Regions from separate parts of the Homo sapiens genome. Here regions 2 and 3 are each linked to region 1. Evidence: chromatin loops called from intact Hi-C (ENCODE). Cell type or tissue: ascending aorta. All regions are shown on one strand. Links, peaks and the distances in the headings refer to the core of each region. The heading gives the core; the rest is flanking DNA. Region 1 has its middle 62 kb from the start of ZCCHC2. Region 2 overlaps PHLPP1 (PH domain and leucine rich repeat protein phosphatase 1). Region 3 holds the start of TNFRSF11A (TNF receptor superfamily member 11a).

Region 1 (10,663 bases), core at 1,398-9,397:
AATGCGTCCTGCCGAGCAGTAGCAGACAACCTGAAAACGCTCCAGACTGCAGGATCCCAACTACATGACATTCTGGAAAAGGCAAAACTAGGCAGACAATAAAAAGATAAGTGGGCCGGATGCGGTGGCTCACGTCTGTAATCCCAGCACTTTGGGAGGCCGAGGCGGGTGGATCATCTGAGGTCAGGAGTTAAAGACCAGCCTGACCAAGAGATGGTGAAACTCTGTCTCTACTAAAAATACAAAAATTAGCCAGGCATGGTGGCGGGCGCCTGTAATCCCAGCTACTCGGGAGGCTGAGGCAGGAGAATCACTTGAACCTGGGTGGCAGAGGTTGCAGTGAGCTGAGATCACACCACTGCACTCCAGTCTGAGTGACAGTGAGATTCCGTCTCAAAAAAAAAAAAAAAAAAATGGTTGCCAGGGATTCAGGGGAGGGAGGATGAACAGGAGGAGCACAGAGGACATTGGGGCAGTGAAACTATCCTGCACAACCCTGTAACGGCAGATGCATGTCCTCACACCTTTGTCAAAACCCACAGAACGGAACAAGAGTGAATCCTAATATAACTATAGACTTTGGTTAGCAACAAAGTATCAATGTTGGCTCATCCCTCGTATTAATAAAAAATAAGATACAGAATGATTGTATAGGACGATTACGAGTATGTAAAATAAAAACAGCTAACAGGAAAGAACAAGGCACAGTCTAACCCAAGAAGGGAGGCATTTCTAACTTTGATAAGCCCTAAAATAGGAAGGCAGGTTTCGAATAAGTAAACATTTTAAGAGAAAACAGAAGACTGTGTTAGCGCTCCCTGTATGCCAGACACCACGTTTAGATGATCTAACCCTTGCACACACCTGTGGGGTGGACACTACTGTGATTTTTATTTACAGGTAAAAGAACTGAGGCTCAGAGGGGAAGGACATTGCTCTGTGGCCCCAGCATGTAAATAGTCGTCTTCGGATTCAAACTGAGTCTACGCCAATAACCTCTATACTTCTGTTCAGAAATTTAGCAACTAGACAGAGGTTAACTAGAGTGGAATTGTAATATTACTTATCTGTTATTTAATAGATCCTTGTGAAATGCTTGGAGGTCACTTGTCTTAGCAGTTTGCTTTTTAAGACAGGGTCTCGCTGTGGCTGTGGAATGCTGTGGTGTGATCATAGCTCACAGAAGCCTCGAACTCCTGGGCTCAAGCAATCCTCCCGCCTCAGCCTCCTGAATAGTTGGGACCACAGGCATGCACCACACCTGGCTTTTATTTTTTGGTAGAGAAGGGGGTCTTGTGATGTCGCCTGGGCTGGTCTTGAACTCCTGGCCTCAAGCCATCCCCCCAGCTCAGCCGCCCAGTGATTATAGGCATAAGCCTTGTCCTAACGGTTTAAACATTTCCCCAGAAATCATGTTTCTATGTTTAGCAAACTGTCCTCCCTCCCTTCACCCCTACCATTAGTAAAAGGCACATTTCAGCCACTCACCTTTTCGTATTTGCACAATCTAAATTAAGTCCAAACGGAGTTTTCTGGTAAGCCTTTGCTGCTGATGTGTAACTTCAGCTTGCTGCCTGATGCACACACACTGTCTAGGTAGAAAAACCACTTTCCTGACCCGCCCAGGGAACTCTTTTCAGTCTCTGGTTTGATTGATGTAAGTTACCAGAGATTAGTGACTTGCGGACAAGATTTGGGACTCCTGGGGCAAGTCCCTTCCCCACTTAGTCTGGGAACAGTGACATAGAAGCTGGCACCAAAACAAGAGCTTGGAAAAAGTGAAGGCCCAAGAAGCCTGGAGGCAGCAGGACCCTTGGGATGGGCCCAGTGTGGCTGCAGGGAACAGGCATGCAGGGCGCAGACTTGCAACCCTGGGAGCTGGAGGCAGCACCCCTAACAAGGCATTCAACTTGTAGCAGAGATAGGAATGGGTTTGCAGGGAGAGTGATAGGAGAAGTGAAAGCCCAAAAGGGGTAATTGAATTAGCAAGGGCAGTGAACTCAACACAAAATCTTTGTATGGAACCCGCACATCTCCATCCCAAATCAACCTAACCCTTCTCTTGCCTCGGCTTCCTACATCATTAGAAAGAAATGATTTCTAAGCTGTGTTGTGTGATTGGCCACACCTCAAATCCATGGTTTCAATCTCAGTGGACCCTCAGGGATGCTGGGAGTTTTACTCAGTGCCCCTCGGCTCCCTGATCCAAGCAGCAGTTCCAGACGTTGGTCCCTCTCCTCAGTGCCTGCCTCCCCCATGTCACCGGGATAAAGGACACCATCAGGCCACCCTCCGCCTGCCCCAAGTACAACGGGCAACTCCACCTTCACAGCTCCCATCTGCCTAGGCGTCTTCCTCCAGCCCTGCCCTCATCCCCTCCCCTGCTGCCCCCATCCCCCAGCACCCGTCTTCTTAGCTTCAGTGACCCCGAGGAATAATTCCTTATCTCTACTGCACGTGACCACAACAGCCATTTCATTCTTGAAATCTTTTATTGATTTTTGTTGTTGTCTTCAGGGCACATTCTCTTGATCTTCTCCAGTGTCTCTTAATTCTCACTCTCAACCTTCTTTGATGGCTGTTTTCTCTGGAAACTTCCACTCTGTAGGAATGTGTTTGGGGAAAGAGAGAGTCAAGGAGTCTGTCTTTTCACTGAAGGCCATTAGGTGACTGTTGCAAGGAGAACCACGGTCTTCCAGATGCCCTCAGGTACCACTAATGCAGCCCGTGTACAGGAAGATTTTCCTCTGGGACCCACTTCTCCTGGCTCCCTCCCGCGGTGAAGCAGGTGCCTGCAGCCCCTGCCTGCCCCTGCCTGTCTCTGGACCACCCCGCCTCCCAGCTCCTGCAGCAGGACCTGGAGTCTTTCATTCCCCCACCCAGCGCACTCTCCATTAGCTACTCTTCCCAGAAGCACCTTGGGCGATGCTGTTTCCTTTGCCATCTCTCACCTCTTCACTAAGGAAAAGCTCACTTCTTCCTTCTTGGCTCAACTAAAACACGCCCTTTGAAAGTCCTTCCCTCATTCCCCTCCCCATTCTTTCTGATCTTTGGTGCTAGGATGCCCCTCGCTAGGCTGAGCTCCCAGCCAAGGTTTGCTGAATGACTGTGCATAAGAACCAGCAACTTCCTAACCGCTCAGTGCCGCGCACTGCCTGGGCTCACTGCACCCACTTAGCGTCTGTGCCTTCTTAAGCGCCAGAAACTACTGACTGTGCCAAGAAAGCAGAGCCCGAAAAGGAGGGCACGAGTCCCTCCTCCCAGAAAATCAGGACCTTCAAGATAATGCGAAGTGCATCTTTCTTCAGATGAGGCTGATTATGGCAAGCTTTTCCTGTAAGGGACAGACGGTAAATATTTTAGGCTTCGAGGGCCATAGCGTCTCCATCCCAGTTATTCCACTTTGCTGGGATAAGACAAAGCACCCACAGACAACACATAGAGAAGCAAGACGACCGTGTGCTAATGCACTTTATTTGTAGACACTGAAGTTTGAATTTCATGTATTTTTCACGTGTCACTAAACATTCTTTTTCCTTTTTCAACCATTTAAAGATGTAAAAACCATTCTTAGCTTGTCGGTGGTGGGTTGATGCCCCTTGGTTTATGCTGCCAACCCAAGAGCTACGCCTAATTCATATCCTTCAGCACTAAGTCATACAGCTTTATTTTTTTTGACTAAAAGGCCCCTGAAAATGAAAACTTTACACATGCAAGCAGAGAGGAGTCCGAGACTTTCTGACGGGGCAGGAGGGGCAGAAACTGCTCCCTAAGGCCAGGGACAGCCAGACCCGTGCTGATGCTGCCCCCTAGTGACTGGCCAGCCTAACGTCCATCTCCCACCCACGGCCACGCTGTGACGGGTTGGGGGTGTGTTCCCCAACACACGAAATAAGAACTTCAAATCAGTTCAATCAGAAAGCGTAAAGAACTGTAAACCCAATAAATCATTTAAAGTGAAAAAGTAGGCTTCAATTCACAGAATTTTAGAACTGAAAGGAACTTTTGAGATGACTCAGTTCCATTTTTACACCAATTTACCAACGATTCACGTAGCTTTCAGGTAAAAAAAAAAAAAAAAGGCAAGTTCCAGAAAGGGCTGGTGGCCCATGAGTGTTCGCAGAAGAGCCTGCCCGGGAGTCCCGCCTGCTGAATGCCAGTGCAGGGCTGCCTACACCTCACACCGACATACCCACGAAAGACAGAGGTGGCGTGGGGCAGCAACCTTGTTGTCACACTGCCTGGGCTCACCGTCACCCAATCATTCTGTGCCCTTGGATATCGACTTCTTAGCCTTTGTGCCTCAATTTCCCTAACTGTAAAACAGGGCAGAGTTCCTCCCTCACAGGGCTGTGGGACTGAAATGAGCTGATGCTGTCTGGCCCATACTGGGCATTCAAGTGTCCCCTGCATGACAAACTTCTTGAGAGTCCACTATGTGTCAGACATTGAGTGCTTTATGTCTGTGTGCCAGGTTTAATCGTGCAACTACTCTACAACGCGAGTGTCATCATCCCCACTATGTAAATCAGACCGAGAAAGGTCACATGGACTGTGGTGGGTGCCTTCTCTTGTACAACTGATTTTGTGAAGGCGTGGAAGGCACAATTAAGTTACCATGTAACAAATATGACGTGACTCCAATAGGCTAGCAGGAATAAGCACTCAGTAACTGCCAGGCAGCCTGGTGGCATTCTTCACCTTCAGCAGGGCTTGTTGTTGGGGGTGACTGTTCTTGTTTCTGCATGAAGGTTACTTTGTCACCATCCATCTTTGCCTTTGGAGTGTCTTGGGGGCAGCAGGGGTACCTGGGACAATCTATATGTGACTGTCAGAGCTTTAAAAACATCAGCAGTCACCTCTCCTTTCTCCTTGCCCCACTGCTTCAGTAGATTTAATGGAATACTCCGTGCGCAAAACTTGTGTGAAGCACAACTCAGCGTGCGAGTGGAGATATCTGTACACATTTAAAATCTGCATTGATGCCACTTGAATTTATCTGACAGGTAAATGCTTTTGAAAGCCTAGTTCTAAAAGTCCTGGATATTTCTCTGGAAACATTTCACCCTCCCGCGTCCTCAAATCCTTCGAGAGCCACAAGGAAGAGGCCTCGCTATGGGATAGGATGTGGCGTGTGTTCCAGGCGTGCCCACAACCTGGTCCAGCCCTCCTCAGTCCAGAGGCCACACGGCCATTCCACCTGTGGGTTCCTATCACCTTACACAGTTCCATAAAGCCACTGCCCTGGGCTCTGCCAGAAGCACTGGTGGGGGCAGGAAGTGGTGCCAGGAAGTGAGCACCAACTTCAAGCAGAGGCCTGAGCATCACCATGGGCCTGTCTGCAGCACTTCGTCTCACTGAACCCAAAATTTCTCTCCTAGAAAACGAGGGGAAACATTCCCACCCCACTTCACAGCTGTGATGACCAAATGCACGCAGGAAAAGCACAGAGGAAACCTTTAAAGTGTTCACACACACATTTCAACGGCTGAATGAGGGGTTTGCTCAAGCTGCTTTTATGGCCAGCTGCCTGCACTCTTTAAGGTTTTGGGCACAGGCTTCCAACCCCAAATGTTCCCTCTCTTACGTTTAATGTTCTCTAAATTAGGTCAGTAGGAAATAACATCTGCTTGCTCGCACTGTCCTCGTCCCCCACCAGGTGGCATTGCGTTCCAATGAGCAATCTCTTCTGGTGAGAGGCTGGTGGAGGCCTTTTTCACAGCGGCTCAAATTGGAACTGCAAGAGGAAAAAGAAAAACAATGAAGAACCACCCAACCCCCCACCTCACCACAACTCCCACCGCCAAATTTCAGAGAGCAAAACCGGATCATGGGATTGAGAGCTTCTGGTGACCAAGGCCCGCATTCTCTGCAGGCGGAGGTGACTGCGTGAAGGGTCTCCGGTCCCCACACGTGTGATGTGCCCCCATTACAGAACAGACAAGAGGAAGCCCCAAACCACCCCCAATTCCAAAGCTTCCACAATTGATAAACATTTGCATACACACACAGAACTCAGGTGATGTGTACCCATGTTCCAATTCAGGGGGCTTACATTTTTCAACAGAGGACAGCGTTTAGGAATTAGGGAAATTTTGCATGGACAAGCACAACAGCTGTATCTGTAAGCAGCGGTAACATCAAATATGATGTTATTCTGACCCTAGGAATCCAACCTGAGCAAGCCAATACGTTAATGAGCATCCAGGGAAAGACAAGGTTGTCCGCCCTGGCCTGTCCTCTCTCTGCACAGGGTCATCTGAAGGGGCGAGGGCACTCCAGTTAAAACATTCCCTCCACCCCGAGCTGACACCTGCCTCTCAGCCCTGGGACCCCAGAGCCCCTCATCCTTTAACAGCTGGTCTCCTCCCCTAAAGAGAAGAAGATGTAGAGATGTCGTGACTACGTTTCCAGGCAGGGACCCCATTTCTTCATATCTCACACCTCGAAACTCACTGCTCTGGAAATCAATGAGCCCTCCCTCTTGGTGGGGTGGGGTTGGGTGGAGGGGGGGGTCAGTATTTTTTTATTCTTTTAAGATTATGGGAGTGTCATGGGGTGGAACTATTGTCACAGCTTGCCTCCATATGGTTTCACTGCCTTAACCTTAGAATGCTTTTGCAATCAGTATGGAGAAGTGAAAAAGATGTCTTCCAAGCTCAAATGGATGGTGCTGTTAAGTACTAGGTGCTGTTAAGAAAACAGGTATTTTACACCGTGCTTTCTCATCTCTTTGGAACCTTTTCAGAAAAATTTGATTCTTAGTGCTTACATAAAAAATTAAATGTAGATTTGCCTTGCCATAAACTTTTACTTTGGTACTGAATAATCATGACCGTTATGACTCGGCATGTCTGTACAGTCCATACATACCATTAACTGGCAAGCTTTCCAACTAGGTTTAATCTGCGAGGGTAAGGAATAGCTTCTATATCGTTCATCAGTGCATAGAGCAAAATTAACTAATCTTAGTCTAATGAAGAGCTATGTTTGCTAGGTTCCTCACCATCCAAAGAATCACTGCCATCACTCCTACCCAAACCTGTTCTCGTCCACATCTTCCCTTTTATTAAAAAAAAAAGACACGGTCTCACTCTGTCACCTAGGCTGGAGTGCAGTGGCATGATCTGGGCTCACTGAAGCCTCTGCCTGCTGGGCTCAAGCGATCTTCCTGCCTCAGCCTCCTGAGTAGCTGGGACTACAGGCATAGACCACCAGGACCAGCTAATTTTTGTATTTTTTGTAGAGATGGGGTTTCGTCATGTTGCCCAGGCTGGTCTTGAATTCTTGGGCTCAAGTGATCTGCCCAAGGCCTTGGCCTCCCAAAGTGTTGGGATTACAGGTGTGAGCCACTGTGCCTGGCCCTGTCTCTTAAAATAGTATTACAATCTCCCTGTTCATCAAAATTGAATTCAACTAGAATTTGAGTGGCTTCTCAGTGCTATTTCATTATGTTGGACCTTTCCCATAGATTATTTAACCTTCAGAGCCATTATTTATTTATTTGAGATGAAGTCTCACTGTCACCCAGGCTGTAGTGCAGTGGTGTGACTGCAACTCACTGCAACCTCCGCCTCCCAGGTTCAAGCGGTTCTCCTACCTCAGCCTCCTGAGTAGCTGGGATTACAGGCACACACCACCATGCCCGGCTAAGTTTTTGTGTTTTTGGTAGATTCGGGGTTTCACCATGTTGGTCACGCTGGTCTCAAACTTCTGACCTCAAGTAATCCACCCGCCTTGGCCTCCCAAAGTGTTGTGATTACAGGAGTGAGCCACTGTGCCCGGCCACTGAACCATAATTTAAAAGAGCAATTCTCATTTTACATCTAGGGAAAATAAAGTTCAGAGCATCAAGGTTCCTTCTACCTGTCTCTTCCATCCCTTTCTAAATGGACCTTCCCACGGCCAACACCTTAGTCTCGGCCCTCCTGGCCATGCCTAACCCGTCTTTCAACCTCCAGGCTCTCTTTCCTTAACCACCTGAGGATTTCCTCAAATACCACTGTCAATGTGTTTTCCCTCTATTCAAAACTTGGAAACTTCCCATTTTTCATTCAACCAACTCCAAATTCTCCAGTCTGATCCCATTTTATCTACTGTACCCACAAATCTTGAAACTCTTTTATAATTTTCCCTTTACTATGGCTGTATCTCCTTCCCCCACGTCCCCAACCACACACTGCTGTTTTTGTTCCTGCCCAGCCTGCGTCCCCTTCCCCAAGGTGACTCTCCACTCTGGGGCTCTTTCTAGATGCAAAGACCTAGGCTGCACATGCATTCCCCCACCTGGCCTTCCACAGCACTGTGACACCATCTCGGGAGGGGTCCACCTGGCCTTCCACAGCACTGTGACACCATCTCGGGAGGGGTCCACCTCGCCTTCCACAGCGCTGTGACACCATCTCGGGAGGGGTCCACCTGGCCTTCCACAGCGCTGTGACACCATCTCGGGAGGGGTCCACCTGGCCTTCCACAGCGCTGTGACACCATCTCGGGAGGGGTCCACCTCGCCTTCCACAGCACTGTGACACCATCTCGGGAGGGGTCCACCTGGCCTTCCACAGCGCTGTGACACCATCTCGGGAGGGGTCCACCTGGCCTTCCACAGCGCTGTGACACCATCTCGGGAGGGGTCCACCTGGCCTTCCACAGCGCTGTGACACCATCTCGGGAGGGGTCCACCTCGCCTTCCACAGCACTGTGACACCATCTCAGGAGGGGTCCACCTCGCCTTCCACAGCACTGTGACACCATCTCGGGAGGGGTCCACCTCGCCTTCCACAGCACTGTGACACCGTCTCGGGAGGGGTCCACCTGGCCTTCCACAGCGCTGTGACACCATCTCGGGAGGGGTCCACCTGGCCTTCCACAGCGCTGTGACACCGTCTCGGGAGGGGTCCACCTGGCCTTCCACAGCACTGTGACACCGTCTCGGGAGGGGTCCACCTGGCCTTCCACAGCGCTGTGACACCGTCTCGGGAGGGGTCCACCTGGCCTTCCACAGCGCTGTGACACCATCTCGGGAGGGGTCCACCTGGCCTTCCACAGCGCTGTGACACCGTCTCGGGAGGGGTCCACCTGGCCTTCCACAGCACTGTGACACCGTCTCGGGAGGGGTCCACCTGGCCTTCCACAGCGCTGTGACACCGTCTCGGGAGGGGTCCACCTCGCCTTCCACAGCACTGTGACACCATCTCGGGAGGGGTCCACCTCGCCTTCCACAGCACTGTGACACCATCTCGGGAGGGGTCCACCTCGCCTTCCACAGCACTGTGACACCGTCTCGGGAGGGGTCCACCTGGCCTTCCACAGCGCTGTGACACCATCTCGGGAGGGGTCCACCTGGCCTTCCACAGCGCTGTGACACCGTCTCGGGAGGGGTCCACCTGGCCTTCCACAGCACTGTGACACCGTCTCGGGAGGGGTCCACCTGGCCTTCCACAGCGCTGTGACACCATCTCGGGAGGGGTCCACCTGGCCTTCCACAGCGCTGTGACACCGTCTCGGGAGGGGTCCACCTGGCCTTCCACAGCACTGTGACACCGTCTCGGGAGGGGTCCACCTGGCCTTCCACAGCGCTGTGACACCGTCTCGGGAGGGGTCCACCTGGCCTTCCACAGCACTGTGACACCGTCTCGGGAGGGGTCCACCTGGCCTTCCACAGCACTGTGACACCATCTCGGGAGGGGGGTCTAGATACCCATTCAGGATTCTCTACTACATTGCTGGTGTGAGTGTAAATCACTTGGAAAACAATACTGCAAATCTTGGCAAACTGAATACTTGCATGTCCTACAACCCAGCCGCTGCACTCCCAGCTTGCCGCCCTAGAGGACTCGTGTACACACGAACCAGGGACAACAATGTTCCCAGCAGACTTGTTTGTAACAGAAAAAAAATTAAAACCACCCAGATGTCCATTGACAGAATGGAGAAATTATCTATATTCTTCCCCACAATGAGACTATCATAAGGTAGGGAAAATGAATAAATATAAGAACACAACATCAAGACCATAAAATCAGATGAACAGAGCCAGGCACAGAAAGCTAGGCACAAAAGGATACCCTTATAAAGCTCAAGAAAAACAAAAAGAAACGGTATATTTAGGAGCAGTGTGTGGGGAAATAAACAAGTAAAAGAGTAACAGAAGGCCGGGCGCAGTGGCTAACGCCTGTAATCTCAGCACTTTGGGAGGCCAAGGCGGGTGGATCACCTGAGGTCAGGAGTTCGAGACCAGCCTGGCCAACACAGTGAAACCCCTTCTCTACTAAAAGTACCAAAAAAAAAAAATTGGCTGGGCGTGGTGGTAGACGCCTGTAATCCCAGCTACTTGAGAGGCTGAGGCAGGAGAATCACTTGAACCCGGGAGGTGGAGGTTCCAGTGAGTCGAGATTGCACCATTGCACTCCAGCCTGGGCAGCAAGAGCTAAAGCATGTCTCACAAAAAAAAAAGAAAAGACTAACACAATCTAAAGCAGTGGTTACCTTAGTGTAGTGGGGGAAGGGGAGGGAGGGATAGCTAAGGATATGGGACATGCTAGTTAATGTGAATCTGGGTTCATGATTTACACGTTACCTATAGGTGCATTATTTGTTGGCTGAAAACGAAAGTTGGTGCCCTGTAAACAATCAGGGAATTTATAATCATTTCAAACTCACT
Region 2 (10,663 bases), core at 874-8,873, 400 kb before region 1:
AGCACACAGCAGCATTGGCCCTGCTCCCCCTCAGCGCTCCAAGTTTGAGTCTTAGTGAGTGTCAGTGCAGCACAGGGCCGCTCTTATCTGCTCCTGTGTCGTCTGCACTCAGCGCATGTGGAGGGGGTTCAACTTCTGCGGAGCCTCCTGGGCATTGCAGCGCAATGGCTAAGGGCACTCCATCTAAGAACGAGCCTGTTTGGGTGGCAGGGAGGAGCAGCTTGCGGGATGTGGACATTTGCCCCTCTTCGTTCACTGGTGATGGGAAGTATTATCCTTCATAAGGCCAGCAGATGGGAGAGCCTGGAGGTCACTGCTGGACAGTAAGAACTTCCCACTGAGCCGGTTCTCAGGGGTCACACTGCAGGGCTGGGGTTTAGAGGCCCTTTGGAGCTCAGGGTTGGCCATTAGCAGTTATGTGTGGGGCTTGGCCCTCCCCAGCCCACTCTGTCACTCCACTGTGTTTGTTGGTTCTAAGTCTCCCCAGCACATTGTCATCTTTTAAACTGTGGTTTTATTGTCCATCTCTGGGAGCCTCTCCCACTGCACTCTGCCCAGGGTGAGTGCTCCACTTATGCATGGAGGTGCTCACCAGTTTAGGAAGGGGCACCAAGGAGCCTTTATCTTTGGAGCACCAGCAGGAACAAACACAACACCAACTCAGCAAAACAGCACAGTGGATATTCTGCCTAGAAACGGGTCTGAGGTCAACTCTTGAGATGGTGTCTGCTGTGTGACGCTAAGACAGCTGAGACTAAAACAGAATGGAAAGGAAACAGCCCTCTCTGGTCAAACTGCTGTTCTTGGCCATGTCCATCCATTGTCCTTTCTCTCCCCCCACGCCCCATCGTCCTTCAGGAAATGTCCCAGGAATAGTGACAGAATACACACCCAACACACCAGAATCTAAGGAATATAACAAAATTTAAATTTGAAAACTGGAGGACTCACAAAACTTTATGTCCTTATATGCAAACGACACACACAGGTGACACTGTAACACATGTCTGCTGAAGTTTTTGGGAAAAAAATCCTAATGGGCTTAACTTGTGAGAGATGGTGGTTTCAGCATATTGCTGTTCATAAGGAAGAAGTATGGCTTGTTGTTTGCAGGGTGTGCAGTGATATGACACATTTATTTATTTTTTCTTCTTTTATTATTATACTTTAAGTTTTAGGGTACATGTGCACAATGTGCAGGTTAGTTACATATGTAGACATGTGCCATGCTGGTGTGCTGCACCCATCAACTCGTCATTTAGCATTAGGTATATCTCCTAATGCTATCCCTCCCCCCTCCCCCCACCCCACAACAGTCCCCAGAGTGTGATGTTCCCCTTCCTGTGTCCATGTGTTCTCATTGTTCAATTCCCACCGATGAGTGAGAATACGCGGTGTTTGGTTTTTTGTCCTTGCGATAGTTTGCTGAGAATGATGATTTCCAATTTCATCCATGTCCCTACAAAGGACATGAACTCATCATTTTTTATGGCTGCATAGTATTCCATGGTGTATATGGATGTGACACATTTAAATAAGCTATTTTTAACCATCTGAAATGCTCTAGGAGGAGGTGTATTACAGCATTACAGTATTACAGATCATAAGGCAAATAAAATACATTTATTTTGTGTGCTTGATTTATTCGTGGCTTACAAGGCAATTTCTATTAAGTGAAAACTAGTTTAAGAAACTTTGAATGTTAATTGTGGAGCAGTTTTCTTGAAAATTCAGAAGAGCAAATCACTTATTTATGAGTTCAAGAAAAGTCAACATCTGGAGGTGTAGCATTTGGGAAAACCATCTTTGTTGCCATTTCAACTTTCTCTCAATAGGTAAGATTGGTAATTAGGGGAAAGTGCCAGCTTACCAGAATGGAATAAGACCTAAGAAACTGAATGACTAGAAAGTACCTGTGATTTCAGTGAAGGCAGTTTTCCTTCCCTGTCCTTAGAAAAGCGGAGGAATGACAATGAGAGCAATTCCAGTCATGAGCAGATGGAAGAAAATTCTCCAAGTGTTCTGTTGCTTCCCCCTCTGCACAGGATAGAAGAACACTGTGTTTCTGATTGGGCATAAAATGAAGGGACTCATGAACCGAAGCTGGAGAAATGCCATGATTGTTTATGGGTACTCACATCAGGGCTGGGGACAGCATAGCCTCCAGCTTTCTACCACACACCCCAGAAAATGGACGGCTGCCTTGAGGACCCATCTGCCAATTTCCTCGGCAGTGTTCAACCTTAGTCTTCCAGAAGGAACAGGACAATATATGGGGCCTCCACACTGGCTTCTGCCATTCATGTGGGCCCGTAGGCCATCGTCAGGCTGGCTCACACCCTCATGAGGTTAGCACAGCCACCTCCACACCAAGCCATTTTCTCAGGGCCCCGTGCTGGTGAGGCAGAGCCATGCAAAGTAGCCAGCTCTTTACTGGTGTTTCCTAAACACGTTGAATGAATGCACACAGTGAAGCAGGAGGGTGTGAGCGGTGGGGTGTGCTTTCCATCACCAGCCCAAAGCTTTGTCTGCTAGATGTAATTCCTACATTCACTTAGTGAGCAGGGCAATAGACTCGCCGTACTAAGTTGGAACTTTGTTGTAATTTTGGTGCTGAGTGGGGTGAGGCTTAGGGGAAAAAAAAAACCACCTTAGAGCCGTCTTTCAAATACATAGCAATAAGAATCAGTTCATGACAGATAAATGACAATAGTGAGATAAGAGTTTCCATAGACTAGTTTGCACAGTGTGAGTTAGGGGGATGCAATGAAAGAAAAATGAAATGGCAACAAATGAGAGAAGCCCATTTTCTCCATCATTACCAGTGCTTTTCCTTCTATAACAATTGTAATAAGTGACTTAAGAGTTTCCCATTTTCAAAAAGGTACTTTTTTCTTTCTTTTTTTTTTTTTTTTAAGAGTCAGGGGCTTGCTGTGTTGCCCAGGCTGGCCTTGAACTCGTTGGCTCAAGTGATCCTCTAGCCTCAGCCTCCCAAGTTGCTGGGACTAACTTCAGGCCCACAGTACCATACCTGGCTTAAAAAGGTGCTTTTGCTGCATTCCTCATTATTTTCTTTCAGACGCCCCTTAGTTCCTTCATTTGTAACAATGACAATATTTACACTTACATAAGGCTTTAGTATTTAAATTACTGCAAATACATGACCTAATTTGATTGCTGGAGAGGTAGGTAAGGCAGATACCAGAAACCCACACTTTATAGAAATTCTATCTTTTTTTAGGATGAGTTCATGTCCTTTGCAGGGACATGGATGAAGCTAGAAATCATCATTCTCAGCAAACTATCACAAGGCCAGAAAACCAAACACCGCATGTTCTCACTCATAGGTGGGAATTGAACAATAAGAACACTTGGACATAGGGTGGGGAACATCACACACCGGGGCCTGTTGTGGCGTGGGGGAGCGGGGAGGGATAGCATTAGGAGATATACCTAATGTAAATGACGAGTTAATGGGTGCAGCACACCAACATGGCACATGTATATATATGTAACAAACCTGCACGTTGTGCACATGTACCCTAGAACTTAAAGTATGATAATAAAAGAAAAAAAAATTTTTTTTGAGACAGAGTCTCTGTCGCCAGGCTGTTCCAGTCTCTGCATTCCAGGCTGGAATGCAGTGGCGTAATCTCGGCTCATTGTAACCTCCGACTCCTGTGTTCAAGCGATTCTCCTGCCTCAGCCTCCCGAGTAGCTGGGATTACAGGCATGCACCACTACACCTGGCTAATTTTTGTATTTTTAGTAGAGACGAGATTTCAGTATGTTGGCCAGGCTGGTCTCGAACTCCTGACCTCAAGTGATCCACCCGCCTTGGCCTCCCTAAGTGCTGGGATTATAGGCATGAGCCCCCGTGCCCGGCCTGAAATTCTATCTTGTGATAACATGTCAGGGATGAACTCAAAATACCCTTTGATGAATGTTCACATGATCAAATGGAATTCTTCTTCTCTCCCCTGCAGTGCCAGTGGTGAGGGGACTCTCAGGTGTTATCCTATAAGGTCCAGAACATGTTAACAGATGCTTTGTGTTTTGCTTTTTTTAACCATGGAAAGGGGAATTGGGAATTAGATGGACATTGAAGACAGACTTCTCTCCCAGCAAAACTATATGATTCTGGTTATCCATCTTAATATTTCTGCATGTCAATTTCCCATGGAAAATCAGGCTCATCACAGGAACCAGCTGTCATCACTTCTACTGTCTTACAAAGCGGAAACACAGCTTCTCGGCTATACTTGACAGTGGTATAGGAGTTTGCTATCATGTGTTTACGAAAATACAGTGATAAGAAACTTAAACACTTTGTTTCTTCTGGGAAAGTGAAGGAAGGATAAAGAGTGAAGCCCATTTCCACCCAAAGTCTAAGCTTACCAGCAGGTGGTGCTGTGACAAAAGCAATCAAGAGAAACCAAGGCAGGCAGGTGGGGTTTCTGGGTCCCAGAGATCGGCTCTGCTACCTCTCATCAAAGCCAGTGCTCGGGAGCAGGAGCGAAGGGCAGGAAGCTTGAGGGCAGCACAGGGCGGGCAGCATGCGCTGGATCCAACACCAAACAGTTTCTAGGGTCCTCGATCAGGGGTTCTTCTCCTAGCAAGGCTCACCACAGCTCTCCGCTTCCCGTTTCATTTCTTCCTTTCTCTCCCCTCAAAGCCCTTTCCCAATTATCTGGATTTCCAGCAGGAAGCAGGGAATAGAGCAGGCGGGAATGCCCTTCTCCCTAATACTTACCCTGCAGACACTGTGGCTTCAGGGATCTTCAAATATTAAGCACTTTAATATTCAGAAAGCACTTTCAGTTGTATAAGCAGCTCTACATATACTATTAGATGCTATCTGGATAAACAGAAATGCAAAGAAACTCCTCAGAAATAACTGAGGCAGCTCCTATGCAACCGCATGGAGACCTATCAGCTAAGTCTATGCCACTTTGGTCACTCAACATGTGCTTGACTGAATTACCTTTTCATCTAAATGCCCTACTTACCCCAAGCCTCCAAAGGGCAGTCTCACTCCAAGGTGCCTTACATGTAGTATGTGCACAATGGGACCGAAAAGAGACAATAAACCCAGCAGCAAGCACAAATAAACTGGAGGACTCAGGAAAAAAGCAATTCCAAGTCTCATACCCCTTTCTCCTGCAGCAGACACAGAAGTTAGGAAATGAGGTGTCCCTGCATCAGAGCTTGTGGGGCCCAGTGGCTGCCCCTGGCACAGAGTTGCTGTGGGGCCCATTTTAGAATCTGGAAGCGATTGCTGCCTCCGTGGACCACGCTCAGCCAGTTCTGACCACTCTGGAAGTGAGCTGCGGTGGAAGAGATCCACATACAAGGCCGGGGTGTGCTCCACCCCCGGGGACAGGTGAACCCTGCCCAGAGGGGGTTTAAGAACTGAGGAAGTCAGAGAAGCAGCCCAGACCTGCAGGAACTAAGGCGTCGGTGTGAGAGCTTGGAGTTGTCCACATCTGCTTCAACCCAGTGGGGCAGCCCGAGGGACAAGGTAAGGGGCTGGGAAGTGGAACCGGGGCAGGGGTCCCAAGGTGGTTTAGCTTCCAGTCTCAGCCAGAGCGCTCCGCCTGTACTGGGGAGTCAGCTTCCTTGGTCCCTGGGTCTCTCACTGGGCCGAGATGAGGCAATTCTCTTCCATGGCTTTAGTGGTTTCCAAAGAGCACTGTGTGCAAGTAGCCTGATGTGGAAATGAAGTACGGCCATTACGAAAACAAAGTCCACCCAGCGGCCTCCTAGAGGGGGACACAGAGCCCACCACCAAGTCTACTAGTTAAGAAATAAGAACTGCCCTGTCACTGAATTAGCCAGGTCCCACCCAAGGGCAGACCTAAAGAAGGAAGCCAGGTCTACATAGGAAGGTGGTCCATGTGAGATGAAGACCAACAGTATCTTCCACACAAGGTTCACACGTGTAGGGTGGGGGCGAGGTGAAGGCGGAGGTCCCTGTCTGTAAATGCAGTTGACTAGTAGCTGGGAATACTGGCTTTCTTAAGTACACACCGCTGCACCTACACGATTCCTGCTGGTGGTGGAAGGCAAGCCAACCAGCTTGATTGACCCTGTCCAAGTAAGAGGCAGGTTAACCTGCTTATGTGAGCTACAGGCCCCCCAGGAAAACTGAAAACTTCGCTTCGTGAGAGTAAAGTTGTCCAGGGATCTCCCCTATCTATGCAACCTCTGTCTATCCCCCTTCTCACATCTTCCCTAAGAAGTACCCAAACATCTTACCCTAAGTCATAAGAAGAAATAGAAAAGCTGTAAGATCAGGCCTGGCACAGTGGCTCACACCTGTAATCCTAGCACTTTGGGAGGCTGAGGTGGGCAGATCACTTGAGGTTAGGAGTATGAGACCAGCCTGGCCAACATGGTGAAACCCCATCTTTACTAAAAATACAAAAATTGGCTGGGCATGGTGGCGGGTGCCTGTAATGCCAGCTATTCAGAGGCTGAGGCAGGAGAATCACTTGAACCCGGGAGGCGGAGGTTGCAGTGGGCAGAGAACACACCACTGCACTCCAGCCTGGGAGACAGAGCGAGACTCCATTTCAAAAAAAAAAAAAAAAGAAAAGAAAAGAAAAGAAAAGCTGTAAGATCAGCTAATTATACTGCTTACCATTTGGTTAATTTCACATTTCATTCAATGTAGGTTAACTTACTGGATGTTTTTCTCTTAAAAAAAAAATCAGAAATATCTGATAACCCCAATATTCCATCCATTCTTTCTAAACGCAAGCTAGTGTGACTGTCTCCAAGAAACATCTGGCTGCTGAGACAAAAGCAGATACTTGTAAATACTTGTAAATTTCATATTTATTGTAACAAAAATTATGACATGTCCATTTGTGCATTCTGCTTGAGTATAACTCTGGGTATGTAAATGGCCTAATGGGGCACTATACAACCATGCTGATTGTGGCAGCAGTAAGGAACACAGTTAAAAGTGTCTGTCAAAGTGGGAAGGCTGGGACAGGGGAGGAAAATGGGTTCAGGGCCCTTGGGTGCAGGTTCTTGTCCAGTGGCCTAAGATCCATTTCCTCCGGACAGAAACACTGCAGCTGCTCAGCCTCCTCATTCAGTGAAGTGAGGGTGAGTTGTGAGGCAGGCAGGCTCCTCAGAGGGGAGGGGGAGGGGAAACGTCAGTTACTTGGGCTGTGTCCTTACGCCAAGACTACAAAACATCGTAAGCCTCACTATACAACACTGAGCTATTTACAATGGAAATTCTCAATCAGCTGTTCTCTCAGAGAAAATTAGTGAATCCCAGTGACTTAAGTCACCTGACAGAGTAAAGCAACTCCTAGGAGTTAGTCTCCATATTCTACAAATGTCTATTATTTTCAAGACAAAAACAAAACAAAACAAAACAAAACAAAACAAAAGCCTTTTCCCCCCAAAGAAATACAGAATTACAATATTATTAAATCATTTAGCAACGGCAGCCTGCCCTGCCTTCCAAACAAACAACAAAAAGCCATTTTAAAAAATATTACATTATCATTAACTGTTTCTCTGTAATATATTAAACCTTTTGTTCTTTGTCTTTACATATCTGATATGTTAGGGGGAGAAGTTAACAAATGTAAATCATATTGGTAAAGCATCACTAGAAGAAAGTGGTGATTACTTAAAAAAATAACCCAAAGAAAGAGAACCTACAGATTAGCTGCGATGACAGGTTGGGAACAGTGTCTGGGGGAAGGATGTGGAGTAAAACCCCTGGTTTAATGTGAGCCTGGGAGACTCTTGCAACTCAGTCTTTTGTGGTTAGTTTATTTGTTAAACAGCTCGGCTGGGTCATAGTGGCGTGTCGTAATAATCTGGCAGCTGGTCCAGCTGGTAGTGCCGCGGCAGCTGCGGCTGGAGCTGAGGGGGTGGTGGCGGCTGCTGCTGCTGCTGTTGCTCCTGGTGATGCTTCATGATTTCTTTGACCTCCTCTTCCAGCTCCGGGGGTATGATAAACTGATCATCAGGATCCGGCTGAGCCGGGGCAGCAAAATAGCCTCCAGGCTTTCGAAGAGGTGCGTCTGTAGCCACCTCTATCACATTGTGGCTCCTTTCCTGGGGCGCAACAGAGCCATTGGCCCTCCGGCGCCCAATGGTCCCAACGGCAGAGAAGTCTGCCTTCCTGGGCAGACCTGGCTCATCCTCGTTGGCGCTGATGACAATGCCCTCATCACTGGCCTCTGCTGGCACCTGAAGCAGGTGCTGCTGTTTCTCCTTCTCCTTGGCCCGGCTGCAGTGGATGTCCACCTCCACCTCCACCCGGCTGCCGTTGGTGAAGACGCCCTCGATGGGCTCCTCATCGTCACTGTCAAGGCCGTTGTCGGAGAAGGCGCTAGAGAACGTGGCGCTGGATAGCTGGCGCTGGAAGGAGTTGGACAGACAGATGGGGTGGAGCATGCAGCGCTGCTCACTGGGGTAGGCAGGGCTGTTCTCGCTTAGGGCTCCGGGCGGGGGCTCATCGGAGGCTGTTGACCCCACCTCGCTGCTCATCTCAGAAGTGGAGAGCTCACTGCTAATCTCGGAAGCCATGCCGCTGCTGGAGGACGGCACGCCCAGCCCATCTGAGGGCCGATCCTTGATCACCATGTTCACTGAGGGAGGAAAGATGCCAGGACTGGGTGGTGGCACAGCCCCACCGGCGCTGAGCTCGCAGCAGCAGAAGCTGTCCTCAGTGACACTGAGCTGCACCACCACAGCGCTGATGCTGTCGTGGCAGCCGTAGCTCTGGGCCAGGGTACACAGCTTCTTGGCAGCAGCCAGGGCATCGGGCACGTTGCGCACGGCTTCCACGGCCTCCTCGACGGACAGGCTGTCCCACAACCCCTTACTGCCTAGGATGAAGAACTCATCCTGGGGAGTCAGGAGCACGGACTGCACGTGGGGGCGAGGCACCACACTGGGATGGAGGAAGGTGTAGCCCAGGATGCGCGTGGACTCAGTCACTCCGTTCACCTTGCCATCCTGGAAGAACAAGGGTTTGCAGACAGACAGTTAATACAGAGCACCTGCGGCAACTGTGCAGGTTCCCTGCGGGTCCCTCGACTGTCTCGACTGTAGGACCACAGAGAAGTGCTGTGTGGCCCACAGAGGAAAGAAGGGCTCACTCTGTAGTGAGTAGTTAATGTGCACCTGTCATCAGAAACCCCAGGTAGTAGGCCTGGGCAGGTAAGGAGCAGTAGGGACAAAAGGAAAAGATTTCGGTTATGTGTGTTACTGGGACCCCATTCACACTAGGTCACAAGTCCTGCTGTTTATCTAAAGCAAGCCATCATCTAGCCTTACACAGCAAGCATAGCTGGCTAGCTCCTCCTGTAAACATGGGTTTACATCTTCCCTCCCTTGGTGAACATGGTGATCAAGGATCGGCCCTCAGACGGGCTGGGTGTAGGAAGACTCTGAGGTAGCAAGAGACTTTCTGATAGAAGCCAGTCCTGAGCAAAGACACATGACGCAGGCATATATCAAGACAATGCTCCTAAATCTTCCATTGCTCTCCATGATCACAAGAGGCAGTAGTGTCTAAAGGTCCAGAGAGGACTTGAAAGTACTTAAGCGGTGGAGAAAACCTTGGTTTGACTAGGTGGGTAAGAATGCTCATGTCAGGAGAACAGATGCTAAAGAAGAAATGCCAATTCTTACAACTTCCTTGAACTTGATTTCCTGTTGACCAATGGAGAAGGCAAGATCTGCTGGCTTTAGTTCAGCTGTGTGCATGCTATTTAAATCAATTACCAAAGTGCCAGACCACTTGCCAATAAAAAGACCTGGGTTTTTTTTTTTTTTTTTTTTTTTTTGCCACGTGTACCTGCTTGGTTCTTTATTCTTCAAATTTTGAGATTCTCAGGTCCATGACATACCTCTACATGCCCTAGTTTTAACACTTCTTTCCAGGAAAGGCTTCATTATGACAAATCCCTGTCTGGGATGACAAAGTGTTTCTTCCACAGAATATCCATTTCCTTTCCAGTCCTACCACTTCCCTTTATTTGGGATTTGGCAAGGTGTTTACTTGTCCTAGGGATGTCTTTCCCAGCTTCTCACACAACTTTGCCACACCACACTTATAAGCAGGTAAGCATTCCTATTAGTAAAATTAGTAAGATGGGCTTCAAGCACAACCTTAAACTGCCTTGATTCTACTGACATAATCTGTCCCCAAAGCATGGAATTTGGCAGAAACTGTTCTTGCTGTTCTGTCCATCCCTTTAGATTTCTCTCTATCAAAACCAATGGTTTTGTGATTCATGAGCAATGAAGCTTCCACCATGGGCTCCAGGAGTTCTGCTCCATTCGCTAATTCATCAAAGTGTCAGTCATCTGCCCTGTGCCTGAAAAAATGACGTGGGCAGACAGCAGTGACCTGCAAAGAAACATCTACCTTCAAGAGGTTTCCAGTCTTACATTGTTGATAAAACCCATAGAACCATGTACAGTTTGGGGTGGACTCTGGTGAAAGCTTATAGTCCAGTAGAGAAAAAAGACTGACTCCACACAGGCTTTGATGAGGGCCTTAAGAAAGAAACAGAAAGACTCAAGCTATACATGGGATTCTGTGCAAATGAGTCTGTGTGAATTTGTTCTCTGTCTATTCTTGGAGCAGAGAGGATGCACATGGATGGTAGACACTGTG
Region 3 (10,663 bases), core at 1,202-9,201, 260 kb after region 1:
AGTGGACACCATAGAAAGCCCCACACTGCAACTAGAGGGAAATACACAGAAAGGCCGTCCCACAATCCGGGCAGAGAATGAAAGGGTACTCAGAGGAAAAATCACCTGCTGGGCAGAATCCTACCCATGCCAGTCCTGGGGTGCACTGAGCTGGAGTCAGCAGCCTGTGTGCTCAGAGGCAGGTGTGCTTCCCTGTGGACTAAGGCCAGGATGCTGTGAGGAGACAGCAGTCAGGCCATGGGCCACCTGGCCAGGGGGCAGATGCCCTAGGGAGTGAACCACCTGGACAGTTGCGTACCATCAGGATGGGCTGCAGACTCACATCAGCCAAAAAAACAAAAAACAAACCAAAAAATGGCCTAGACAACATTCCTAGAGACCACTGGATACAGCATGTGGGAAAAACACTATTTTTTTTTCCATGAACTTCAAAAATAGGAAAATACAATGGGGGAAATTTTAATATTGACATGGCAGATGAAGTCCACACTACCCCTTCTTAAAACAACACTCTTTGCAGAGGAGGCCCTGCTTTGGAACTCCCCTTTTCATGTCCTCATAAAACACTGATTTATTGACCTCCAAAGGCACATTTTTATTGTTTCAGTTTTCCTGATGTAAGAAGTTCTGGTAGATAACTGAAAAAGCAAGCTATTTCCTTATCAACACAGGGAGTATGTTCCTATTACAGGTTTGCCATTTTAGGGGGAAGTGGTAGAAAGGAAATAACAGGGGAGGCATTTGAAATATTTCTCAGCAAAATGAACTGTAAGCCCACAGATCTGTGTCTGTGCTCCCCAAACAAGGCATGACTGCATATATCCATGTCTCCCCTCTCGGATGGGATGGGGGGCAGGAGGAAAGGTGGCACAGAGCACCCACCCACCCTATGACCCAGAGTCACACCCTGGGGGATTTCTTCGGAGGGGTCTCCCCATGGGCGCTCCAGGGCCCTGTGGCCTGCTTCTGATTAGTCGACTTTACCACCTCAGTAAGGGCCATCCAAGAGTTACCTCAAAACTATAAAAGTTCAATGCCCAATTTGTTTGGTGGGGGTTTCCTGAATTAGGTGATTTGTGCTATCTGCAAGGTCATAAAAATATATGGTTGTTTTTTTTTTTCTTTCTTTCTGTAAGATTCTTTTAGGTCTAAAGCATTCACACCATCCTCCCAACATAGGGAGCTTTCTTCCCACCTCCTAGAATCATTTCTTCCCTGACCTCTGGTTTCCCACACATCTTTCCAAGACCACTTGGGAAACCCCTTCATCCCGAAGTCCTTAGGGATTCCTCCAGCGGTCCTCCCTCCCTCTCTCCCTCCCCTCCTCCCTCTCTCCCTTCCTCTGCCACCCTCTGTACTTTTCTTATCATTTGCTGCTCTCTTATCATCACAGCTTTTCCCATCTGGCGCTCTCCACTAGACTGTGACCCATGCGCCTTCCCCTTATTCCTCATTAGCACAGTGTTTGACACCACCAATGTCTGTTGTCCTGCGTATGCACGCACCTGCTCTTGCATCTTATAACCCCAGATAAACATGACCGTGTACAATCCATTACCTTAATGAAAACAGTGTGCATCTATATTTTGTTACCTGGAATAAACAGCAGGACTAGCTACATAAAAATTCAAAATGTTTTTATCTGTAGGCAAATAGTTTTATTCTATCTGAAAATGAATTCCCTCACAAATACAAGCAGGCAGAGATATAATCATAGAAATGTTTTAAAGGGCAAAACTTATAGCCTTTCAGGTAAGTTTGAACCTATTTAATATAATAAAAATGAAACTAAATACGATCCCTACAGATAAGGCACTTTCTGGAAGCCATTTATGCCAACTATTTTGCAAAACCAATTTACCCACTAGGCAGTTCCTGAAGTCTTGCCTGGTGTTTGATCATTAACATCTTCAATGAACTGTCAATGCCATTCCTAAATTTTGAGCTAATGGAATAGGCTGGCCAAACAAGCAGTCATTGAATACAGAGAGAGCTTTTTCCTAGATAACCACAGTATCTCTAGGAAATATTATTTTAAGGCTGCATCTAGTCTCACCTTTGAGAGAAAATGCATTTCTACTGGGAAGGTTGGGCACCAAGTAAAATAAGCAGAAAAGCATTCCAATGTCACTTGATTGTGAAAGAGTTCAGGAAATGCCACCCCAAAATATGCCACTATGGTGTGCTGATTATTTTGAACTCAGGGCAGGTGGTAGTGGCCACGGGCAGAGGTTTCTCTGAACTCTGCCCAAAGAAAGATCCTCCAAAACGAACTCAAATGTCTCAAATCTCCGCCGTGGGAATCTTCTCACCCAGAGAAGATTCTCACCCAGAGAAGATTAACTCCGATTACAGGAGAGGAGACAGGAGGTTGACACCAGCCCACACAGGCTCTCACCTATTCTCCGAAGGGCTGGTCAGAGACCATTTTTATTGCCTGAGAATCTTTTATGTGCCTGACAAGATGTCCTTTACTCACCATATGCTTCCTCCCCAAACCCGCCCCAAAATCTGTTTTGCAGCACCCTGCAGAAGCCCCTATGGATGCTATAATGAGCTTCAATCATCTGACCCTTCCTCAAGTCTCTTATTTTGTAGGAGTCCTGTGCCTATGTATGTAATTAAGTACAGTTTTTCTCCTGTTAGTCTGTCTTATATCAATTGAATTCGTGGCCCAGCCAAGGAATTCATAAGGTTCCTAGAAGGTTCGCTCCCCTAGAATTGGAAATGACCAATGCAAAAGTTTACATTTTTAAACATGCATAATGAAAGGGGCTTAAAGGCAAAAAGACGGGAAACAGCATTTGTTGAAAGGTCTCCCTGAAAAATAAACTTATTTTGATAGCATTTGTTGTTCATATTAGAACCGAACGCCTTTTATGCACATATGAATATGTCATTTTGCGACAGCAGTGAGAGATAATTTTGCAACTGCGTGGTCAGGCAGGTTTTTCTTAGGTGGCTAGCTGTTCGCTGAAACCCTGGTCCTTTGGTTCAAATAAGGTAGCACCCCGTTCAACCTGTTGAACACTTAATTAAGCAACACCTGAAGTGCTTAAAATGAAAAAATCCTTTAGACTTTTCCGCCTTCGTTTCCCTCAACCATACTGACAGACCCATACAATTGGGAATGAATCTTCCCTAGAATCTTTTGCTTCAGCCTTCAGTGCACCCACATTATTTCTGTCAAGGCTTTTCCCCTCTCTTCTCACCCAAACACGATTCTCCATGCGTCCCTCCCCACGCCTCTCCGGGTTCCGTGCCCGGCTGCGGAGGGACGGCAGCAGCCTAACCTAGTGTTAACAGAGGGGAAATCTGACCCAGCCGAAACCAAGAAAACCACCACTCGCCCTTCCCTGTGAGAGCTTTCAAGTTCGTATCAACGATTTTTAAAGCGTTTGTTGTGCTGGGTGTGCTTCCCTCTGCGGCCCTCCTCCACGAGGCAGAAAGTCCGTGCCTGGCTGCATTCGCTTGCTAACTGTACTGAGAAACCTGTTCCGAGAGGACCGGGAAGCCACTCGGGTCTGCGAGGGTCAAGTCCAGCATCCCCGGGGCGCGCGCGCAGTCTCTCCCCGCCGTGCGGGGCCTCCAGGCGAGCTGGCAGGGGTGTCCCCGAAGGGGCTCAGGGGAGGCAAAGGCAAGCCCGCAGTTCAGGGACGGAGGGAATCATGTCTCTTTCCGGGTGGAAATTTGGGACGGAGGCCACCCGGGAGAAATCGTATCGGGAACGGTTATCTGCCGCAAGTGAGGTGCCCACGGCGCTGTCTCCCGCGGCACCGCCCGGCGCAAGCGCTTAGTAGGTGCTCAAGAAGCATTTGGAGAAAATGACAGCATCAAAGCCTGCGGCTAAGAGGGGCTTTTGGAAGAGCCCGTTTCGGGTGTTGCGGTCCCGCCAACCTGCTCCTTCTGCGCCCCAGTTTCCCTCCGCTTGCCCTTTCCCGCCCTCCGCCGTCCAACTCTGGAAGCGCCTCCCCAGCTTCCCACGGCCTCCGCTCCCCAAAACTCCGGCTCCTCTCGGAAGGCGGAGGAGCCAGGATGCCGCCGGCCCCGGCCCTTCCCGGGGCTCCCGAGGAGGCGTCGGGCCGCGCGGCCCGGCAGGCGCGGGCGCTCCTTACCTGCAGCCGGGCGAGCAGCGCGCAGAGCAGCAGCAGCGCGAACAGCGGGCGGCGCCGCCGGGCGCGCGGGGCCATGGCGCGGGACAGGCTGGCGGGCGCCGCGGCCTCAGCGGCCTCTGTGGCCCAGCGGGCGCGGCTGCCGCGGCCCTGTGTGGTCCCGCCCCCGTGCCCCGCCCCGCACCTGCCCCCGCGCCGCCCTCCTGCGCCCCCCTCCGGCCGGGCCCGGCGGTGCCAGCCAGGTGGTGCCCAAGCTCCCCTGGTTTGCGGTGGGACGCGGGGCCCCGCTCGGGGAGGGGCCCCGGGGGTGTTCGCCGCGCCCGGTGCCTCCTTGGTCCGGTCTCCGCCCCTGGCCCAGGTGCTCGGGCTGCAGACAGGTTGGCGGGAGACCAGCCCTGGGTTGCCCTTCACGGCACTGGCTCCTGCCTTGCCGCACCCCAGGCCTGTGGGCCCCGCCTCCCGGGAAGGAATGGGGGCATCGGGGTGGTCCTGCTCCTGCCCCGCGCGCCCACCCTTCGAGGCCCGGCCTTCCGAAAGTGGATGCGCCACCGTCGAGAATGAACGGGAGGAGGATCCTTCCTGGAGATTTCGTCGACTGCAGTTAAGGCATCAACACAATACACCATCCGCCAATCTTCGTAAAATACTCCTCTTGTTCTTTGCTTCAAAATGTTGGGGCCAGCAGCCACTATCTCTTTTTCTTCTCCTGATCCTCTGCCTCCGCCCCTCACCCGTCCTGCACCCACCAAATTCTAGAAAGGCACCAGGCTCCGCCAGCCTTGAGGCGTCCCCCAGCCCCCATCACCACATTGGCCCTTTCAGACATAAAGTGGCCAGATGTCTGGGGCACAGTGTTACCTAAAAACTGAGGTCCGTTCTTCTGGTGCAGTAAGGCCAAGCCATCCGCACTAAGGTTTGCACTGGGAGAAAAGAGGGCGCTTATCTGCAGAGCTCCAGGCAAGGAGAATGGGGCAGCTCTTGCTTAAATCCTGACCTTCAGTTGGCTTGCAAGTAAGGATTTTTAAACGCAGGGTTAATTTCAAGAAAGCAGAAGTTACAGGCAAAATCATAATACACGGAGGTTGCACATTGGTTTGGTCTAACAAGCTGGGATATCTTGAAAATCTTTAAAGTGAGGGTGCTTATAGGTTATACATTCAAAGATTTTCTGACTTGCCATCAGTGAAGGAAGAGAAGCTTTGTTAAAAATTTGGGGTCAGCAAAAATGAATGTTAGCTCTGGCTCGTGGGTGTGACTTCCTCCTTGCCCTTCAGGAAGAAATTTAGAAGAAAGAATGGTGGTCAGTTCCGTCCTCATTTCCCCCTTGTCTGAGGTCTGCATGCCAGTGGATCTGTTTTGTTGGGGGTCTGGGTTTCTGAGAAACAATTCAGGGACATATGTTAAGATGTTATCTTTCGTTTCTATAGGGAATCTAACTTCCTTGGTTATTGTTTTAAGCTATAATTACCTTCTTGCTTATCAAGTTACTTATTTACTTCTTAGGGCTAGCTAGGTACCTGGAATTTCCCTTGAAGGAACTCAAGATTTTCCTTTATTTCCATGCTTAGGGGTGCTCCACAGGCTCCTAAGATGGGTTCCTGCTCCATCTCAATAGCATCCTGTTGTTTTTGTTTGTCATTACTTGCTTAGGATTGTGTCTTTCCTCACATTCTAGGTCGATGTTGGATCCATACGTATAATCCCTCCTTTGTATCATGTATTAGTCCGTTTTCATGCTGCTGATAAAGACAGGGCAATTTACAAAAGAAAGAGGTTTAACGGACTTACAGTTCCATGTGGCTGGGGAGGTCTCACAATCATGGTGAAAGGCAAGGAGGAGCAAGTCACATCTTTCCTGGATGGCAGCAGGCAAAGAGAGAGCTTGTGCAAGGAAACTCCCATTTTTAAAACCATCAGATCTCATGAGACTTACTCACTTCACAAGAACAGCACGGGAAAGACCTGCAGCCATGATTCAATTACCTCCCACCAGGTCCCTGCCACAACACGTGGGAATTGAAGATGAGATTTGGGGTGGGGACAGAGCCAAACCATATCATAAGGTAACTGTTTATATGAAGATACTTGTCCCATGCCAATAGAATATAACCTGTTTTGAATTCCTGGATTGCCAGAACTATTCACTTGCCTTACTTTTAGCCCAGCACATGGCATATCTTGGTCAAAATTCCATGTGCACTTGAAAAAGCTATGTATTTTGCTGTTGTCAGTAAAGTACATTATGAGTGTCAATCAGGTCAAATAGGCTGAAATATCCATACTGATTTTCCGTTACTTGTTCTGAGAAAAAGTGTGGAAATTTCCAACAATAACTGTATTTGTCTATTTTTCCTTTTATTTCTGTCAGTTTTTTCATATTCTTGAAGCTCTACTTAGAGGTATAAACATTTAGAATTATTATGTCTTCCTGATGAATTGAGACGTTTATCATTATTATATGTCTTCCTTGATTGGTGGTAAAATCAAATTCTCATGTCCACTTTGATATTAATTATATAGCCATTTCACCTTTCTTATGAATAGCATTTAGATGATCTATCTCAATCTATCTTTTTACTTTTAATTTATCTATATCATTTAAAGTGACAGCATTACATTTGGCTCTTTTTTCCCATTTTACCCATTTTGACAATCTCTGCCTTTTGATTGGAGTGTTTAGATTGTTCACATGTAATGCGATTATAGATATGGTGAAGTTTAAGTCTACCATTGTGCTATTTTTCTATTTTTTCCATCCGTTTTTCTATTTGTTCCTTTTTTTCCTCTTTTCCTACTTTCTTTTGGTTTGAGCATTTTTAGGATTCTGTTTTCTCTTCATGTTAGTTTGTTTTATATGCATCCTTGTTTTATTATTTTGGTGGCAGCTCTGGGTTTACAATGCACATCCATAATTTATCACAGTCTACCTTCAGATAAAATTCTGCCACTTTCTCCCTCCCTCCCTTTGTGCTACCATAGTCATACTACTTGGCTGGCTTTTTAACTCCCTACTGTACAGCCTAATTGGTGCACTGCTGAGTTGCTTTTGTGCTTTTTAGAAAGTGATCTGGCAGTGTTGATTTTAAAAATTAAAAATTGCAAATATCATTTGATGAAGCAATTCTGTATCTGGGAATCAAACATATCAATACATAAAGAAAGAGACAAAAGGATGTTTAGTATAGCATTTTTATAAAACCACAAAAAGAAAAAATGTGAATAGCTGTTAATATACAAATGGTGGAAAGTATTATTGCCTATCACAGTTTTGAATATAATGCAGCTACTTAAGAATATTATGTAGTTTTGGAAAGATGTTCATGATTATGAAGTAAAAGAAGTAAGTTACAGAGCAATATCATCCCATGTTTCTAAAGAACCGTAAACATGATTTTATCTATATAAGCAAAGAAAGTTTCTAGAAAGGATAATAGGAAACACTAATAGCATAGTCACACTTAAAAATCCATTTAATCCTCACAACAGGCGTGTAAAGAGTACAATTACTACTTCCATTTTACAAATGAGGATACTGAGGTACGGTGAGATTAAAAACTTACCTGGAGTCACTTGCCAATCAGTGGCAGAGCTGTGATTCCAATCCTGGTTCTCTGACTCGGGGGTGGGAGTCCTGCTTCACTAAGCACCACATTTTTAACATCAGGTGAGCGGCAGAAGGAAAAGGAGAAACTCACACTTTTATTTTTGATGTTTCTAAACTATTTACATTGAGGAAAATGCACTTTTGCATTTTTAACTGGCAGTTGTGTAAACTTGGTAAATAGATGTTAAAACTCTAAATGAAGTAAGTACAGGAATGGTCACAAGCACAGACAAAATAATACTGAATTATCTAGTGTGTCGCCATCTTCAATGAGGAGACAGGCTTTCTGGGAAAAGCACGGTTAGGAAAGCTAGATGAGATTATTATTTTGCTAAAAGGAACTGACTTGTGGGAGAAGGTACTTTCACCGTGGCACTTCATGAAAAATACCAAGGCTTACTCCTGGCACACTTCCAACATTACCCCCTTCTATTTTCTAAGAAGAGTAGGGGACTTAAAACTTCTGCTTGGAAAGCCCCAGAGGTGAGTGTGCTGATTTTGGAAGCACTTTTGAACAGCAGAATGCCTATGTTAACACATTAAATCTACTAATAATTTAAAATTTTTTAAAATTAAATTACTCTTAAAGATATCTCTACAGAACTATCACTCAAATAATTCCAATATTTTATAAATATTAATGTATAATACAATACAATAATAAAATCCAAGAAAATAGGCTTGAGGATGTTATCTTTCCTATACATAGAGCATTATCATGAGAAACATGGAAGTAATTGATCTCAAATACTGTTTTTCTATATTCACTGAAGAATAAACACATAGCTAAGGTGATTGCTCTCATTTGCAAAAACTAGTTTCAATGTTGTTTGTGATTTTAAAAACCGACATTTGGCGGGGTGTGGTGGCCCACGCCTGTAACCCCAGCACGGAGGCCAAGGTGGGTGGATCACGTGGGTCAGGAGTTGGAGACCAGCCTGGCCAATATGGTGAAACCCCGTCTCTACTAAAAATACAAAAATTAGCCGGGCGTGGTAGTGCACACCTGTAATCCCAGCTACTCAGAAGACTGAGGCACAAAAATTGCTTGCACCCAGGAGGGCGGAGGTTGCAGTGAGCCGAGATTGCGCCACTGCACTCCAGCCTGGGTAACAGAAGGTGACTCTGTCTCAACACACACACACACACACACACACACACACACACACTTATAAGCACATATACAATAAAATTTAGTTATATGTAACAAATGTAAAAATATATTTTAAACAATTTTCAAAATTAAAATATTTTTAAACAATATTTAAAAATATTAGCTTTAATATTTATTAAAGCTAAATGTTTTCCATTTTTAAAAAGTAATCAACTGACAATGAACTTCTTTATTTTCTCTGGGGGAAAAAAAGAGCACATTATACCTATTCAGGAATCATAGATTGATATGAAAACTCTTCTACATGGATAGTGTGCACCTCATGCTGGAAATCCCCACTTCTCAATTCTGCACGAAGTGTTTGGTTTTCAGAATTAAAAAAGTAAAATGAAAATGTAGCCATAATTTTTGTTTCTAGTGGATGGCTTGCAAGGATTATCTTACGTTTTAACAGGTCTTCATTTAAGCACCAGAAAGCACAGGCACAATCTTGTTAATGAGATGCTTATCAATCGCAGCAAGAATAAGAATTGTTCAGTTTATGTATTTTTTTCATGTGGTGCTATATATATAGTTGCTGTTACTGGGTATAGAGCTAAAGAGAATACATAAAAGACTTAAATTAATTATGCAAACATAAGACTTTACGAATCTTGCATATAGTGAAAACTTATTAATAAATAAAAATGTTTTTATTACCTACCTGTAATTTTTTTTTTTTTTTTTGGACAGAGTCTCGCTCTCGTCTCCTAGGCTGGAGTGCAGTGGCATGATCTCGGCGAACTGCAACCTCCACCTCCTGCGTTCAAGCGATTCTCCTGCCTCAGCCTCCCGAGTAGCTGGGACTATAGGCACGCGCCACCACACCCAGCTAATTTTTTGTATTTTTAGTAGGGACGGGGTTTCACCATGTTGGCCAGGATAGTCTTGATCTCTTAACCTCGTGATCTGCCCGCCCAAAGTGCTGGGATTACAGGCGTGAGCCACTGTGCCCGGCCTTTTTTTTTTTTCCCGAGACCCAGTCTCACACTTATCTCCCAGGGTAGAGTGCAATGGCGCGATCTCAGCTCACTGCAACCTCTGCCTCCTGTGTTCAAGCGATTATCTTGCCTCAGCCTCTGAGTAGCTGGGATTACAGGTGCACGCCACCATGCCCAGCTAATTTTTATATTTTTAGTGGAGATGGGGTTTCACCATGTTGGCCAGGCTGGTCTCAAATTCCTGACCTCAGGTGATCTGCCTGTCTCAGCCTCCCAAAGTGCTGGGATTACAGGTGTGATTACTGCACCCAGCAACCACCCTGTAATGTTTTGTTTTTCCTCTCGTATTTCCTAGTAGTAAGAAATATATATATTTTTTTTACAAAGGTAAACCAATGATAAATTTGTGTTGACTCAGAGATTAATCAAGGTGCAACACTATCCCATAATAATACCCAACATAACATGAAAACTTTTAAACTGTATACATGACACCTGTCTTGCCTCACTTTGGTAGACAATAATTTCTTTAGTTGTGCAGATTTGGTATTCAAAATACATGAATTTCTAAACTGTATGAGTAATATTAGTAGTTATCACACACTTTTTGGATATTTTGTTACAGATAAAGTAGTATCTAGCGGAAACAGGGACATAATTTGTATCTCCTTTGTTTCCTTTTTTTTTTTTTTAACTCTAATGATCTTATGCCACATTTGGAGGACGTGGCTGTATGCACCTTATCAGTGAACAGAAGCACAGGCGTTATCCTATAGGCTGATGGCAAAGTTCTACCTTCAGACTGGTCAGGTTCAGACTGTCCTTAATAGACAACTGATGCTGTTATCTAGAT

Evidence for each region. Peaks named below come from ENCODE experiments on the same cell type or tissue, not always from the same donor. Only the 100,000 strongest peaks of a DNase experiment are listed, where the experiment ranks them.
Region 2: a loop joins it to region 1, with 4 times the contacts of the local background. A loop is called at or near these places in 95 of 110 quality-filtered maps.
Region 3: it touches region 1 in a loop (6-fold over the local background); 28 of 110 quality-filtered maps call a loop at or near these places.

What each region holds. Positions count from the first base shown.
Region 1 is chr18:62,579,520-62,590,182 of GRCh38, reverse strand. It overlaps a transcript of ZCCHC2 not described here. Among named protein-coding and RNA genes, the nearest start is that of ZCCHC2, 62 kb to the right of the region's middle. RefSeq lists enhancers at 3,713-4,007, 3,879-4,058, 5,924-5,983. In ascending aorta, for the core only: CTCF peaks have their summits at 3,833 (motif pointing left) and 5,671 (motif pointing right); DNase peaks (open chromatin) are centred at 3,804 and 5,662; H3K4me3 peaks cover 297 bases; H3K27ac peaks cover 576 bases.
Region 2 is chr18:62,976,593-62,987,255 of GRCh38, reverse strand. PHLPP1 (PH domain and leucine rich repeat protein phosphatase 1) reads right to left here. Exons shown (of 17, transcript NM_194449.4): 17 at 6,823-8,994. The coding sequence ends at 7,825. Among named protein-coding and RNA genes, the nearest start is that of PHLPP1, 270 kb to the right of the region's middle. In ascending aorta, for the core only: a CTCF peak has its summit at 4,401 (motif pointing right); a DNase peak (open chromatin) is centred at 4,435; H3K4me3 peaks cover 522 bases.
Region 3 is chr18:62,318,880-62,329,542 of GRCh38, reverse strand. TNFRSF11A (TNF receptor superfamily member 11a) reads right to left here and starts at 4,233. Exons shown (of 10, transcript NM_003839.4): 1 at 4,116-4,233. The coding sequence starts at 4,190. RefSeq lists silencers at 4,142-4,341, 4,392-4,601. In ascending aorta, for the core only: a CTCF peak has its summit at 4,379; a DNase peak (open chromatin) is centred at 3,581; H3K4me3 peaks cover 2,397 bases; H3K27me3 peaks cover 3,038 bases.